2 separate regions of the Homo sapiens genome follow, and region 2 is linked to region 1. A link is a loop called in an ENCODE intact Hi-C map of the cell type or tissue named here. Cell type or tissue: CD4-positive, alpha-beta T cell. All regions are shown on one strand.

Region 1 (8,000 bases):
CAAGATGGTCCATACACCTGGTTGACCCCCACCTTCGGCTCCAACCCCATTAACCTCCAAATAGGTCATCACCTTTGCTCAAGCTATTAATCTCCCTGCTTCTAGGGGTTTCTTCCTAGCTCTACCTATCTAAAGCTTTCCTACCATTCCTACCCTTTCAGGTCCAGCTGTTGTTCCACTCAATAACTATACTTCAGCCCACATTTCTAAAGGCCTCCTTATCTATATCTACCTATTTTTATATTAAATGTTTTTTGTGTCTCATCTACCCTGTGTCAGCTCATACTTCTTTTGTCATTAATTCGCTCCTTCAGTGAGCTCACATTCCCTTCAGCATTCCAGATCCACACTGTGCAAATGAATCCTATATTTCTAACTCTAGCCTTCTGCACTGGGTTGAATGGTGTCCCCCTCAAAATTCATATCCTTCCCAAAACCTCTAAATGTGACCTTATTTGAAAACAGAGTCACTGCAGATGTAATAAGTTCAGATGAGATCATACTGGACAGGGTGGGCCTTTAATCCGATAAGGACGCACACAGAGGGAAGACGACATGTGAGGACAACAGAGGCAGAGACTGGAGTAATACGTCTACAAGCCAAGGAATGACAAGGATTGCTGGCAACCACCAGAAGCTAGCAGAGAAACATAAAACAGATTTCTCCCTCTGAGCCTCCAAGAAGGAACAAACCCTGTTGACATCCTGATTTCAGACTTCTAGCCTCCAGAACTGTGAGAGAATAAATTTCTGTTATTTAATTTAATTAATTAATTTATTTTTTAGATGGAGCTCGCTCTGTCACCCAGGTTGGAATGCACTGGTGCCATCTCAGCCCACTGCAACCTCCGCCTCCCGGGTTCAAGCAATTCTCCTGCCTCAGCCTCCTGAATAGCTGGGATTACAGATGCCCGCCACCACACCCAGCTAATTGTTGTATTTTTAGTAGAGACGGGGTTTCACAATGTTGGCCAGGCTAGTCTTGAACTCCTGACCTCTGGTGATCCACCCGCCTCGGCCTCCCAAAGTGCTGGGATTACCAGTGTAAGCCACCGCACCTGGCCTCCACAGTTCTATATATTTTATCTCCAAAACATTATTTGACTGTCTTCTCCTTTCCACTCTCAAGGTCATCATTACCTTGCTTCCAGAACACTTTAAGGGCCCTCTAACTGGTCTCAACACCTCCCATCTCTCCTAGCAAGGACCCATCCTAATAGTTTTAATTTTTTGTCATGATCAAAAGCCTACAGCTACCTACAGCAAAATAAAATCTCCTCAGCCTCCTATACATGTCTTGAATTGGTCTAAATTGCTAACTTGTTAGGTTAGTGCCTATTAACTGTTCCTCCTTAATATACACCATAATATCACATCAGTTTTACATCCTAAGAAAATTGCAAAAATTTACTACACTGAATATAGTCATTGCAACAAATCGCCTGTATAATTATTAGAGTTGTATTATACAGCTCCTGGACCAACACCTGGCTGTAATCCAAATGTGTGTGTTGTGTGTGTGTGTGTGTGTGTGTGTGTGTATGTATATATACATATATGTCAGCAACAAAGGCTCAGAAAAGGGAACAGAAAAGGCAGGCAGCAGCCACAATGTCCCTTGGACTGTGTTCCACAAGCATGTGTATCCATTGCTTGATGGCATCAGTCACTAAAATGAACCTATCTCCTGCTGCTCTGTCTCTAGGCTTTCCGAGCAAACTTCTGCCAATGATGGGGCTTCATCTACAAGGAGTCTGGTCTCCAAGGAGAAACAATGAAATGACTTGATAATTCTATTCTCAATTATTTTTGAGTCTGTTTTAAGACTGGGCTTTAGGCCCTGACTGACATTAACCAATCACCCATGGAACCAAATTGTGAGCTTATTTAAGCAGAGCCATACCCTGAATTACAGGGCTAGAGGAACTATCAGCCTGTGGAGAATTATCTGAATGACCAGGCCCTGACAGGCATCTCTCTTCTAATTGCAGGCTTTTTTCCTGCAGCAGCACTAGTAAGTACATATCATGAATAAATGCCGCACCTCTGCACCACAGAATCTTCACAATGAGTACTTCTATCATAAAATGGCATTTGCAAAAAAAAAGGCATAGAAGAGTGGGTCATTATTCCAAGGTGCATGTAAAACACAAATCAAAAAACTCATCGTTATACTTATCAAGTGGAAACAGGTAAATATTTCAATTAAATCTATGTAAGATGAATTTAAATAAGAATCTAAGAAAAAACGCTTATGCACAAGTTAAGTACCCTCACTAACTCCAAAATTTCTCTACAGTCACGAACATTTTCAAAACAGTCAAATTTGTTTCTGCCCCTTGTTATCTGGCTAGTTTTTTTATTATAAGAACAGAATTAGATCCACAGTAGCCATTGTGTTATCACGTGGTCTGAAATGTTAACTGGTCAGGCTGATGGTTATTAACTACTTCTTAATGGACTCCACAATATTATCAAGTAAGCAATCAGACCTTTAAACACAGAATTAACGTTCTACAGCTCTTTTTCAAAGAGTTATCATAATCTGAACGAGCCCACAAAAAACAGAATCATCTGTATCATCACCAATAATTCATACTGAGCATTTTACACTGCTCTGTACAGGGCTGACAATACTAGAGGCCAGTTCTACCGTGGGAGTTTCTTAGGTTTTTTCAGCAGTTAGCACTGAATGAAATGTAAAAATTTACATATAATTAACTCATATATTTCTTCCTATCTACTATCACTGAATCAGATCCACGACATTTGCTGAACATGAGAATGGGGAAATTATATAAAGAATCAAAAGAAGGATGAGGAGGGAGAAGAGGAACAGTGGTGGGCATGGGGGAGGGGATCGCCAAAACTCAACAGGGAGCCTGGGAATGTAGATTACATCAATTTTAACTCAGAGAAAAGCCTCTTCTGGAATTAACAGTGTAGACCTACTGCCTGTGCACGGTGATTCTTGCCCATGTATGAAAGGACAGCAGTGTCAGGCCCCCAAATGAAATTTAATGAAAAAGACGTTGTTCTCACCAGCCAGTAACGCCACCCATTACAATCTGGGTAGCTACTGAGTATTTTTCTACCATAGGTCCCGAACTGTGGCCAAACACTCGATTCCACCACTGGTGTCTTCTTGCATACTCAGTTAAATCCAACACTTCATAAGAGTCGTCATCACTTTCATAGTCTTCAAAATAGCAAAATGCAAAAAATAAATGTAGAGTCAATCAAAAGTCAGAAATGTTCTATACATCTTTTTAAAAATCTGTTACAACTCATTAGTTCTGGCCTACAGCTAAAAATGCCCACATAGAAACTACTGACTTTATTTAACTCAATTCTTGAGACCAGGGCCTCAAGAGTAAAGGACCCTGCAACAATGACCCCCATCTGCTTTCCCAAAGGCCCGGGGACCAGCCTGGGGTCACGAAGCCAGGGCCAACTCAGAATGACACAGTAGTGAGGGGTCACCCCCACCTCCAAACCTTAGTAGGGTCAAGGTCAGAGCAGGGTCCATTTTCATCAGTGGGAGGAATGGGGGTGGGGAGGGGTCCTCCTGAGAGAACTAGTCTGGAGCTCAGCGAAATCACTTGAGTCCAGACGTTTAAAAAAAGAAAATAATACATTTGAAGATGGGAGATGAAGGGCCGGAGGTGAAGGTAAGGCAGGAGGCAGGTAGGGCTGTGCTGGGGGTGGGGGTGGCTCTCCGCTTGAGTTCCGCAGAGAGGGGAGGAAAAAGTCTAGCTCGGAGGGGGTGCTCGAAGGGGCTGCCTTAAAAAAAAAATGGAGCTCGAAGAATCCTAGGGCAGGGGAAGGAAGAGGTGCCATAGGAGCAAGGTCGAGAGCTGTGAGCCGCGTCCCAGATACCACTTCGGGCCCTGGCCGCTCACCTTGGGGAGGGGGGTTCCGGGTCGCCATGATACCGCCAGCGGCCAATTCTGGAGTGGTCCCCACCCGCCCTCCTCTCCCTGGCACTTTAAGGGCCGCTCTAGGCCAGGATGGAAGTCTATGGTCTCTTTTTTCCTCCTTCTCCTACTCCAGGCGCGTAGTCCTGTCTCCGCCCCCTTCTCTCAGCGCAGGACCTTCTGCCTTCTGCGCAGGCGCGAAACTCCGGAATGTGGGGAGGGCCGGGCGGATCATAGCCCCGCGAGAGCGTAGGGGACTTGTAGTCCGTTGCCTTCCGCAACTAGGAAGGGGGAGGGACCGCCCCTCCTAGAATTTCCGTAACTTGAATTTGATTATTTTGTTTTAAAAGAGCCTTAAGGGCTGAAGGAATGGGGTGAAGGGCGCCACATGGTGGTACAAAGGGAGAACCAGCTGGGTATTGACAAAGACTCTCTCCTTGACCAAACTTTAGTCAGGAGGCTCCTCTGAGCTGTTTTTGACTGGGTCTCCTCCTTGGGTCGTCTTTGACCTGCCTAGTCCATTTGTGGTAAGAATGCAGTTAAGTCAGTTTAGTAAGAACTCCCCCACCCTTAATATCGAATCACCCTCAATATCCGATCGAATTCCTCAACCCCACTCTTGATATCTGATCACTCTGCCACCAGCAAAAATCCTGTTAAATTGGCTTTAGCAAGAATACCCCTACCCTTCATGTCTACTCTTGGTAATCTTCCACCCATTGATCCATTCACTCTGATCATTTACTATAAATTCCCTGCTGTATTCAGAGTTGAGACCCATCACTCACCCCTATTGCCATAGTCTTTGTTTTATGAGAAAAGGTATTGCTCTGTCACCAGGCTGGAGTGCAGTGGCGCTATCATGGCTCACTGCAGCCTCAAACTCCTGGGCCCAAGAGATCGGCCCACCTCAGCCTCCAGAGTACCCAGGACTCCAGGCGTGCATCACCACTCCCGGCTAATTTATTTTTATTTTTTGTGGAGAGTAGGTCTCCCTGTGTTGCCCAGGCTGCTCTTAAACTTCTGGGCTCAAGCAGTCTTCCTGCCTCTGCCTCCCAAAGTGCTGGGATTACAGATGTGAGCCACCATGCCAGGCTGTATTGCAATAGTTGTGATACCTATTGCAGTAGTCATGAACAAAGTCTTCCTTACCATTTTAAGAAGTGTCCCATAATTTTTTTGTCAGGCCCATCACTTGCATACTGTCAGAATAATTTTTTAACAGTATTTTGAACATTACCAGAATTCAAATGCTTGAGGAAAAAGGCTTGTAAAAGATAAGAGAAACCCTGTTTCAAGCCATACTTTTCTAAGGGCGCAAGCGCTCACAAAGGGACCACAAGTTTTCTAATGCCCTGCTGCTAGAAGTTGGAATCTGTTTACCTGCTCTCTCTCTTGAGTTCCTGCCAGGAATCCAAAGGAGGTAAAGAAAGGCCTAGAAACCTCGTAATTCCTGACCTGGCAAGAGGACATAATTTTTTAGTGTCATTCTTTTGTTTGTTTGTTTGAGATGGAATCTCGCTCTGTTGCCCAGGCTGGAGTGCAATGGCACAATCTCGGCTCACTGCAACCTCCACCTCCCGAATTCAAGTGATTCTCCTGCCTCAGCCTCCCAACATCCCAAGGAGCTGGGATTACAGGCACGTGCCACCACGCCCGGCTAATTTTTGTATTTTTAGTAGAGAGGGGGTTTCACCATGTTGCCCAGGCTGGTCTCGAACTCCTGATCTCAGTGATCCACCCACCTGGGCCTCCCAAAGTGCTGGGATCACAGGGGTGAGCCACCGTACCCGGCCAGCATCATTCTTATTATTTAAATCTGACAGAGGAACAAGGTCAAGGTCTTCACCCAGAAACCCCATGGGATTCTATGAATACAAAGCCATATTGATCACCAAGCAGCTAACCCAAGTCCACATAAACCAACCCAGAAACTTGTCTTGAACTTGCGTTGCACCCGCATCTGCTGTACAATTAAACAAAAGTCCTCTCAGTATTCATTTTAATGGAAAAACAAGGAATTCTGGCATAAATTGCATTACTTTAAAAATTGGCTTGCATAGATGCACTTGGCTTTTCAAATCCTGGCACTTTATTATTTCTTTTTACAATATGCCCATTTATTAATATTCTTATTTATTAATTACTTTTAATAGCAAACCACAATTACTTTTGCACCAACTTAACACATAGCTTGCAAGTTTATGTTTTGTCATTTGTTGACTGGGAAAGGAATTTTCCTAAGCATGTAAAATCCCTATAAATTGAATGGCTTACCTTCATTATCATTTGTATTATGATACTAATTTCTAGTAACTATTGAGTAACTTGTCTCCCTTTATTTCTTACCATATCTCTGCAACTAATTAGCCTGTTAGCTTCAATTATGTTTTATTTTAATTTAAAACTGATTGGAAAATCAAATTCTCTTTTGCTACGACCCAGTATAATTTCACTGTGTAGAGATAGCAAAAGCATGTGGACAATCCTGGCAATCACTTTATTTAAATTAATGTTCATGGAGGTGGTTTGCAAGGTTGTGTTTGAAATGCTTGTTCTCCGGTGCCATAAAGAAATAGCACTTGAACATAAATTTAATTTATTTAGTAAGGCCATTTTTACTTTTTGCAGAAAGGGAACACTCGCTAGCAGTTTTGCCACAAGAGTACACTGAACAAAGGACACAGGGTCATTTATAACCTGACGCGTCTACCTTACTGCTGTGTCCGGTTTCCACTGGCTGGAACGGGACCTCACATTCTGTATTTGTCTTGATTGGCTAGCAACTTGGAAGTTTTTAAAAGAGGCAAAGGTAGAGGAGAACAAAGGAAAGAGGAAGTAACTTGTGGAATGCTGAGAAAGATAAAAACACTTTTAAATAAGGAAGAGGAACAAGCTATGACCTAATGCTTGCTTGGACCAGTATAAGCATGCCAGGGCAAATATTGAGGCTAAATTGTAGGAGATAAGAAGATAAAATACATTGATTCCTTTATTATGGCTAGCAGATATTTAAGAATGTTAGCACAGGTCTTTGAATAAATTTTGCTTTTAAAAGAAGTTACCATTTATTCCTAATTAGACCGGGAGGAACGTCTTTGAAGAGGAACCTCTATTTTACTTTTTACAGTTGAGGGAAGAGGATGGAGGAGAGGACCACAAACTGTCTAAACACATAGCCAAAAAAGAACACAATTAAGATGAGAGATTGGGCTGGGCACCGTGGCTCACTCCTGTAATCCCAGCACTTTGGGAGGCCGAGGCAGGTGGATCACCTGAGGCCGGGAGTTTGAGACCGGCCTGACCAACTTGGAGAAACCCCGTCTCTACTAAAAATACAAAAAATTAGCTGGGTGTGGTGGTGGGCACCTATAATCCCAACTACTCGGGAGGCTGAAGCAGGAGAATCACTTGAACCCGGGAGGCGGAGGTTGCAGTGAGCCGAGATCACACCATTGCACTCCAGCCTGGGTGACAAGAGCAAAACTCCATCTTGAAAATAATAATAATAATAATAAATGAGAGCTGGGCTTGGTGACTCATGCCTGTAATCCCAGCACTTTGGGAGGCCGAGGCGGGAGGACCACTTGATGTCAGGAGTTCGAGACCAGCCTGGCCAACATGGTGAAACCCCGTCTCTACTAAAAAAAATACAAAAATTAGCCGGGTATGGTGGCGCACGCCTGTAGCCCCAGCTACTCAGGAGGCTGAGACAGGAGAATTGCTTGAACTCAGGAGGCGAAGGCTGCAGTGAGCCGAAATCACGCCACTGCATTCCAGCCTGGGTGAGACAGAGCAAGACTCCATCTCAATAATAATAATAATAATAATAAATGAGAGACTGAAGTATCTCAAAAGTGAGGATATTGGAAACTTTGGACATTAATAGGGTGGTCTAATGAATACAGACACACTGAAATAATGTGTTCATTCTTAGGCAATTAAGTTCATTGTGTTGCTGATCCCAAGAAACAACATTTTATCCAGACATAGTGACTAATGACTATATAAAATTTTTAAAACATTAGTGTAACCAAACCTATACTCACCCTGTGCCTCTTCAAACTCACACCTAAATTGAGA
Region 2 (8,000 bases), 890 kb before region 1:
CAGTGAAAATAGCAAGCAAGGGGTTACTATCTTTTATAAAGCACTTTCAGAAATCAACTGCAGAAAGGCATGAAGTGATCATTCACAACAGAAGAGATGGAAATGGCTATAATACATTTTTGAAAGATGTATTTCACCAGTAAGCAAATAAATGCTAATTTAAATAGCAACGCCATGCTGATTTTTCACCTTTCAAGTTAAGAAAGGTTAAAAGTGAACTTGTTTATTGTCGGAGTGGGTATAGTAAGAAGATAGCCATTCTTAGGCATTACTAATGAAGTATAAATTTGTATAATCTTTTGGGGAAGTAATTTGGTAACTTCAATCAAAGAGCTTAAAAATGCTCCTACTTTCTTACCTCATAATCCTGTTTTAGGATTCTATCTCAAGGAAATTGTAAAAACTACATACAATATTTTATGCACAAAATGTTCGTCTCCATGTTATGTATTATATTAAAAATTGGAAAGTACTAAACGCTTAATGTTAGAGGGTAATGATTAAGTAGACTAGAGTAGGCAATTGAACATAGAGAGTGAATATATATATATATATATATATATGGCATGAATATATAATGTAGTTTTTTAAAAATTAAAATGTGAATATGTATTGAGTAATTCTTACATGTCTGGTACTACCCTAAATGTTTTAATGCATTTGCTCACTTAACCCTCGCTTCAGCTGTGCTAGATATCTTCATTTTGCTTCTCCGGGTGCTACTACCACACTTCTCTACTCTGTTCTGGCCCCTGAAGGCTGACCTGTGTCAACTAAGGGAAAAAAATGAAGCTTTTAAAGAATTACAGTTAATTTTATACAGAAGTCTTACTGGAGACTATAGACCAAGGCTTATAGCTCGGGAGCAGTTCCATCAGACGGCTCGGGCACAGTATTTCAGCCCATTGCTTATAGACAAGCGTGGGAGTTCAGTACCTGCAAAATTGCATCAAACCTGCTTGGAAGTTACAATGAAGCAGAATCACATCTAGATTTGGGTGTAAGAGTACATCTGGCAACAGATTACGGAAGCATAATCACCAACCCCATCAGACGTTACCTTATGTGTAGGGAAAGGCAAGGACTAGGGTCATTTATCTTCTAAGGAATATAGTGACTCAGACAAGAAACATGGGGGGCCGTGTGCTCTACCCTGTTGTGTCTTCAAAGCATCCTTCTGGTGAGCTGCATATCTTCACAGAGTCAGAGGCTTTGTGAAATTATGCTGGCAAGCAGAAATGAGCAAACATGGCTTCTTGGCACTTGCTATTTTGTCTCACACCTGTATGGACTGCATCACCAAGAGTCTCCCTTGTTTTCTAGCTTCTGGTTGGGTTAGGTCTATGCAGAGGACCAGCAGGAGACTGGAGGGAGGGAGATTACGTATTTATTCTCCCAGCTTCCTACCTGCGGGTTTCCTGTGGGCTGGCTGTCTCCCTGAACTAAAGGCCACACCTTGTGTCAGGCAGCCCTTTCCTAACAGCATTGTCACTAAATTTCTGGTGACTGCTTTCTCCCCCTACCTGTTCAGAGTGATACCTTCTTGCTGTTACCAACCCAGGGTACTGCACGATTCCTTACGGCTTCTCTCCATCTTGCCCACATCTTTGAAAATAGTTCATTGATGATACGCTCTTGAAATTACTTAATTTGAGTTTGCTGTTTCCTGCTAGAACCCTGACTGATTCAACAACTTATAGGATTCTACGATTCTACGGCTGGGACAACACGCAGAGAGAAGTCTAGTAATTTGCCTAAGGTCACACAAGGGAGGAAATAATACTTATGGAATGTTTCACAGTCATTCTTTTATTTGTTTATTTAAAATGAACTTTTATTGTTTTCATACAACACAAATAAAATGAAGAGAGAAAATACTCATATTTCTACTCATCGATTTCCATCCTTTATTTAATGAAACTTCCACATTTTCATCTCCATCCAAACTCTTGCTTTGAGTCTCAGGCTTTATGTTCCGTTGCCTACTCTATAACATTCATCTGGATGTCTCAAAGGTACTTGAAACTCATCATGTCCAAAAACATGCTCATGGTCTTCCAAATTCTAGCTACAACCAAGTCCTGTCAACCTTATATGTAAATGTCTCTAAGATAGCCACATGTCTCCAGCTCCACTGCCACCACCTACCTCAGTCTAAGACACTTTCACCTCATTCTTTAAAGAATTCCTAACTTTGGTCTACCGGTACCTATCTACTCTTGCCCGATTATGCACATGGCAGGCAGATAGACCTCTCCAAGTTGCAATCTAGGTATATTGCGACTTGCCTAAAGTCTTGCAGTGGCTTTTGTTGCTCTTAGGATCGAGGCCAAGGATGCTACCTTGGCCCAGTCGGCCTCAGCAGCGTTGTCTCCCCCTTGCCCAGAGCTCCACAGAGTAACTTTTAGTTGCCTTAATGAACTATGCTTTTTTTCTACCACAGGGCCTTTGCACACATTGTTTCTTCTTTCTAAAACATTTTTACACTCTCTGTCCCAAAGTTAATCTCCAGAGGGGTCAGGACTCAGGACACCCTAACACTTTCTTATCCATGTGGATCTTTCTAATATAACATTTGTCAGAGTTTGTATTTACACATCAGATAGACAGTTGTCTATGTCCTCTATTAACTCATCCACTAGACTGTGTGTTCGATGATGATGGTCTCTGTCTTGTGTTGCCTGTGTATCCCAGTACCATGCCCTGTGCCTAGCACATACTGTGAAATCAAGTATTTGAACGAAAATAAATGAAAACAATGAGAATAAGGAGAAAGGTGGACAGAATCACATTAGAAAGAGCTGATTTCTTCATATCTAGTTTTTCTTCTCTCTATGCTCAAAGTCTACCAAGATAAAAATGATTTCAATTTAGTCATAAGTCTCAAGTCCTTTTCTAGGAAGTAAAAGTTATTGAAACAGGATGAAGAAAAGACTAAATCCATATTTCTTTACAGTTTATTCAACAAGATGTTTGATACAGAATGGGGCGAGGGGCAACAGGAGGAATGTTTATAGGTGGGAGCAGACATCATTAGCTTCCTCGAGTTCTCATCACTTTCTCTAAATTTACGTCACGATTTCACCTATTTTTTTTTTTTTTTTTGAGACGGAGTTTCGCTCTTGTTGCCCAGGCTGGAGTGCAATGGCGCGATCTTGGCTCATCATAACCTCCACCTCCTGGGTTCAAACAATTTTCCTGCCTCAGCCTCCCGAGTAGCTGGGATTACAGGCATGAACCACCACACCCGGCTAATTTTGTATTTTTAGTAGAGACGCGGTTTCTCCATGTTGGTCAGGCTGGTCGTGAACTCCCAACCTCAGTTGGTCCGCCCGCCTCGGCCTCCCAAAGTGCCGGGATTACAGGCGTGAGCCACCGCGCCCGGCCAGATTTCACCTATCTTTGAGAGTTCCAGTAATGACAAATTCAGCTTTTGATGACAAATTCAGGATAACAAAAAGTGGAAAATTAAGAAAGGGATAAAACTAGCAAACAGAAGGCTGGCTGCACAGTAAAATATGTGCACTAAATAGCACTCTTTTCAGTAGGATGGGGAAACACATGTTTTCTTATTTCATTTGTTTCTGCACCTTAGCCATCCCTTTGACCTTTTAAAATGCAGTCCCACTTAATACATGATAGGTGAGTTATTTTTCTTGCCTACTTGCTTCGATTTGGGTTAAGCGCCTCAGCTTGAAAAACCCCACAGAGAACCAACAATTGCCTGGTCTCCCCCAAGTGACGGTTCTCGCCCCGCCCCGTCCCGTCTCGCCTCGCCCCGCCCCTCCCCGCTCCTCCCCGCCCCTCCCCGCTCCTCCCCGCCCCTCCCCGCTCCTCCCCGCCCCTCCCCGCCCCTCCCCGCCCCTCCCCGCCCCTCCCCGCCCCGCCCTCAACCTAGTGAGGGCTGGAGGCTGCGCAGACCTCGACGGGCCCTACATGACGTCACAAAGGGGCCAGACCAAGTGGGGCAGCACCCTGCGACCCTGCGATCCTGCCTGGCTCAGCCGCCTTCATATATCTGCTTCCTTAAGTCCACTCTTGCCCAGATAGCTTTCAGTTAAAACTAAAGAATGAAAGCACTAGGTTGAGAGCCCACGCGGCTACACCCACGTCTACTCCCCCACTCTCGCCAGGCAACCGCGCCCCCCGCCTGCAGTGGCATCGTCCGGCCACGCCCAGTGGCAGGGTTTCCAGCGCGAGCCTGCAGGCAGGCCGGGAAGGCGGAGCCAGGCCGGCCTAGAGTCACTTCTCCCCGCCCCTGACTGGGCCGGGAGCCCGGGGCTGGTCTCTAAGAGTGGGTACCGAGAACAGCCTGACCGTGGAGAAGGGCTGCGGGAAGCAGAACACCGCCCCCAGCGCCCAGCGTGCTCCAGAAACATGAGCACAAACGCCTCAGCCTCCTTCCCCGGCGGCACCGGCACCGGCACCAGTACCCGCACCAGTACCGGCACCGGCACCAGTACCCGCACCAGTACCGGCACCGGCACCAGTACCCGCACCAGTACCGGCACCGGCACCGAGCGCAAGGCGGAGGGCCCGCCCGAAGCCGGGGGCACAACTGCCCAGGTCCCGAACCCGGACTCCAGCTTGGACGACACCTCCTACAGCCTGTCCGAATGGAGCGTCCGTTCTGAGTGGCGGTCCGTCTCGGATCCGCTAGCCAGTTCCCAGTGGAGCACGTCCTCAACTGCCGAGGCCGCCTCCTGGAGCTCCAGCATACACTCCCCAATCAGCACTACCGGTCTTAGCGAGAGTACTGACTCCGACTCCAAGAGTGGCCTCCGGGGTTTCAGCGCTTACAACCCGAGCAGTCGGATCCCCAAGTCTACCACCAGCTCGAACTCCTCCGATGGGGCCGTCACAGCCTCCAATCAGGACACCGGCATTCCCTGGGTATTAGTAACAGGACCTACCCCGCCCGTAAACTCCCCCGTAGAGTCATTGCAAGGGTCTGCCTTCTCCTCAGGGTTCAGCACCCCACGGGGTTTGGTAAAAGGACCGACCCTGCCCCCGGATTCCAACCTGACCTCAGTGTCCGACTACACTTGGATATTTGTACGGGGACCTCCTATACCCAATGACCTTTCGCAAGTGTCAATACAAGCACCTCCTACACCCAGTAACACCCCCGAGTGTCAGTACAAGGGTCTGCCGCATCCTCAGTGTCCAGCTTCCCCTGGGGTTTGGTACCAGGACCACCTCTACCCAATAACATTTCCCCAGTGTCGCCACAAGCACCTCCTGCACCCCATAACATCCCCCCAGTGTCAAGGCAGGCGTCTACCCCCACCTCAGTGCCTGACACTCCGCGGGGTTCAATACAAGAACCTCCTGCACCCAGTAATCCTTTCCAGCTGCCGACACAAGGACATTCTAAACCTAATAACTCTCGCCGAGTGTCAGTACAAGGGTCCGCCCCGCTCTCAGTGCCCAGCTCCCCCCGGGTATCAGCTGAAACATCAGCTCCGCCCCTGGGCGCTCCCGGAGTATCAGCAAAAGGGTTCGCCCCGCCCACAGTGCCCGGCTCCCCCCGGGTATCAAAAGAAGGATCGGCTCCGCCCCCGGGCTCCCCGGGGGAGTTGATAGAAGGGTCCTTCCCACCCTTTGCCGTCCCCACTCCTGTGCCTACGACCCAGGAGCGTGTCAGCCAAAGCATGGAGAATCAAGAGAAGGCGAGTATCGCGGGCCACATGTTCGACGTAGTCGTGATCGGAGGTGGCATTTCAGGTCAGTGTGGACCGTAGCGGTGGCCTGGGGGACCCTGGCCAGTGAGGGGTAGGGGAACCTACAGTAGCTCTTGTGGTGTTTGGGGGTCTCTCATGCATGCGAGAGTGTAGTGTAGCCATGGCTTGGCCCCATATCCTGCGAGGTAGGAGTGGGGGTTGTGCCAGTTTTGCTGGTGGTGTGACTGGGGGAGGCAGACACAATAATTTTACTACTACTACTATTAAATACTAATATTTAATTAGCTCTTGCTGTGCAGTTGTATTTAGCACTTTACGTGGATTTTCTCAGTCCTCAACAGTCCTGTGAGGTGGGAACTAAATTCATCCCCGTTTTGCAAAACCAAGAAACTGAGGTCTGGGGAGTTTCAATAACTCTCTTGAGGTCGAATCACCTAGCTTGTAAGTGGCTGAACGATTTTCTCCCATTTAAGACCTGCAGTACTAATTCCTGAGGTGGCTGCTTTGCCTCACTGATTTCATATCCTTTGCCCTAAACAGAACATCAGGATACAGATTTCTGTAGTATTGAGGGAGCAGTAGTGTTATTCCAGTCCTGCTCTTCTCTATTTTCCGTAGAAAATTTAGTAGGTGAAGAGGAAGGAGGTAGACTCCTTTAAGAAAAGGTTAAAAAAAAAAAGAGGAGAAGAGGGGGTGAGCTCTTAAACTATTCCTGTGTGTGTGTGTGTGTGTGTGTGTGTGTGTGTGTGTATGAACTGTGTTTATATATATATATGAACTGTGTTTATATATATATATGAACTGTGTTTATATATATATATGAACTGTGTTTATATATATATATGAACTGTGTTTATATATATATATGAACTGTGTTTATATATATATATATGAACTGTGTTTATATATATATATATATGAACTGTGTGTGTGTATATATATATATGAACTTGCAGGAAGGTGTAGGACATTTATTGTCCAAAGAGAATCCCTTTATGAAGCAGGGGCTGAGTGCCCTGTTGTATCCTCCTTCCTCCTTTCACTAAGAGCTCCCACCACCTGAATCTTGTCTTCTGATGAGCCAGTTGGTGGGCCAGGGTGCCCCTGGTCCTGGCTTGGATTTGTGGCTAACCAAGTGAGTGGTGCATGAGGCTTTCCAATATCTTCCTGGAAGCCTCATCATGATTGATATATTGTCGCCTATGTTGCCATCATTGGTAAAATGTTTGAAAATTAGGAATTTTGTTGCCTTTCATCCCTGGCTAGAATACCACACTGACCTATCCTCCCCCTACTAGGTGTTAATAATTTCTGAGTTATCCCTGCAGGATCTGATTCAGAAAGAGAAAGCTGATGGGAGGGAGTAAGTAGAGTGGCCCCACAGTAGCCATTTTTATATATAAATCTTTCGAGGAGACTCTGAACATGCTACAAATTAATGTTGGGTAGAGATAGCTTTATCTGAACCCAACATTGTTTATCCTGAACAGGCCAAGAGAAGAGATTGGCATGAACTGTTGCTTTGCCAGTTCCAGCCAGTACCAGCAAAAACATACATGTATGTTGGAGCATCAGAGGAAAGCAGCTCCTGGTGGAGAGTAAGAAAAAGGAGTATTTCAGCTTGTTTCTCTTTATTTATTTATGTATTTATTTATTCATTCAAAAAACACTTGTTGAGTACCTGCAATGAAGTGGACTGCTGTTTCCCAAAATCTGGTCCCACTAGGCAAGCCTCCTAAAAGCAATATGGTTGTAGATCACTGGAAAATAAATATGATGACAATGTGTTATATACATTGACTAGGGGTTCTGGGTCCTCTCCCATCTCCATACCATCTGTATTCTGCAATTCAGAGTTCTTTCTGGGATTTTATTCTTAGTCTTTTTCTTGTTCAGTCTCCAGAATTCCTTAAGGAGCGCGGTTTTTTTATTTTTCCTCTGCCTGATTACCTGCTCTTCCTCCCTTTCTATACTTTATGCTCCATACTTGGTCATTAGCAGAGGTGAAATTACCATGTAGCTGATAAACTTTATGCTTTATGGCCTTATAACTGTAGGTTGCTTCTGGTTCTCATTCTAAATAAATAACCAGTTTCATACTCAGTCCTGTATTTGCAATTTTGCTTTCTTATTTCTTAGAGAGGATACCCAAGTTATATATAAGTTGTAGGTCCCACAAAACCTGAATCTGTCCATAGTCACTCTTAATTATTAATTTATTTCCATTTGGGGGAAGTAGAGGGCATTTCTTGCACAGTAGTTCACACCTCTATTCCAGAGGCCAGCTTCAGTGACACTGGAAAAAGCACTTGACTT

Evidence for each region. Peaks named below come from ENCODE experiments on the same cell type or tissue, not always from the same donor. Only the 100,000 strongest peaks of a DNase experiment are listed, where the experiment ranks them.
Region 2: a loop joins it to region 1, with 5 times the contacts of the local background. A loop is called at or near these places in 3 of 110 quality-filtered maps.

Annotation. Positions count from the first base shown.
Region 1 is chrX:44,538,903-44,546,902 of GRCh38, forward strand. FUNDC1 (FUN14 domain containing 1) reads right to left here and starts at 3,957. Exons shown (of 5, transcript NM_173794.4): 1 at 3,903-3,957; 2 at 3,043-3,199. The coding sequence starts at 3,930. RefSeq lists enhancers at 3,652-4,041, 4,222-4,271, 4,282-4,341. In CD4-positive, alpha-beta T cell, no CTCF peak of the experiment used is centred here; a DNase peak (open chromatin) is centred at 4,129; H3K4me3 peaks cover 1,393 bases; H3K27ac peaks cover 397 bases.
Region 2 is chrX:43,650,688-43,658,687 of GRCh38, forward strand. MAOA (monoamine oxidase A) reads left to right here and starts at 5,612. Exons shown (of 15, transcript NM_000240.4): 1 at 5,612-5,727. The coding sequence starts at 5,655. RefSeq lists a silencer at 4,120-4,514 and an enhancer at 4,446-4,505. In CD4-positive, alpha-beta T cell, no CTCF peak of the experiment used is centred here; DNase peaks (open chromatin) are centred at 3,954, 4,234, 4,754 and 5,494; H3K4me3 peaks cover 2,032 bases; H3K27ac peaks cover 309 bases.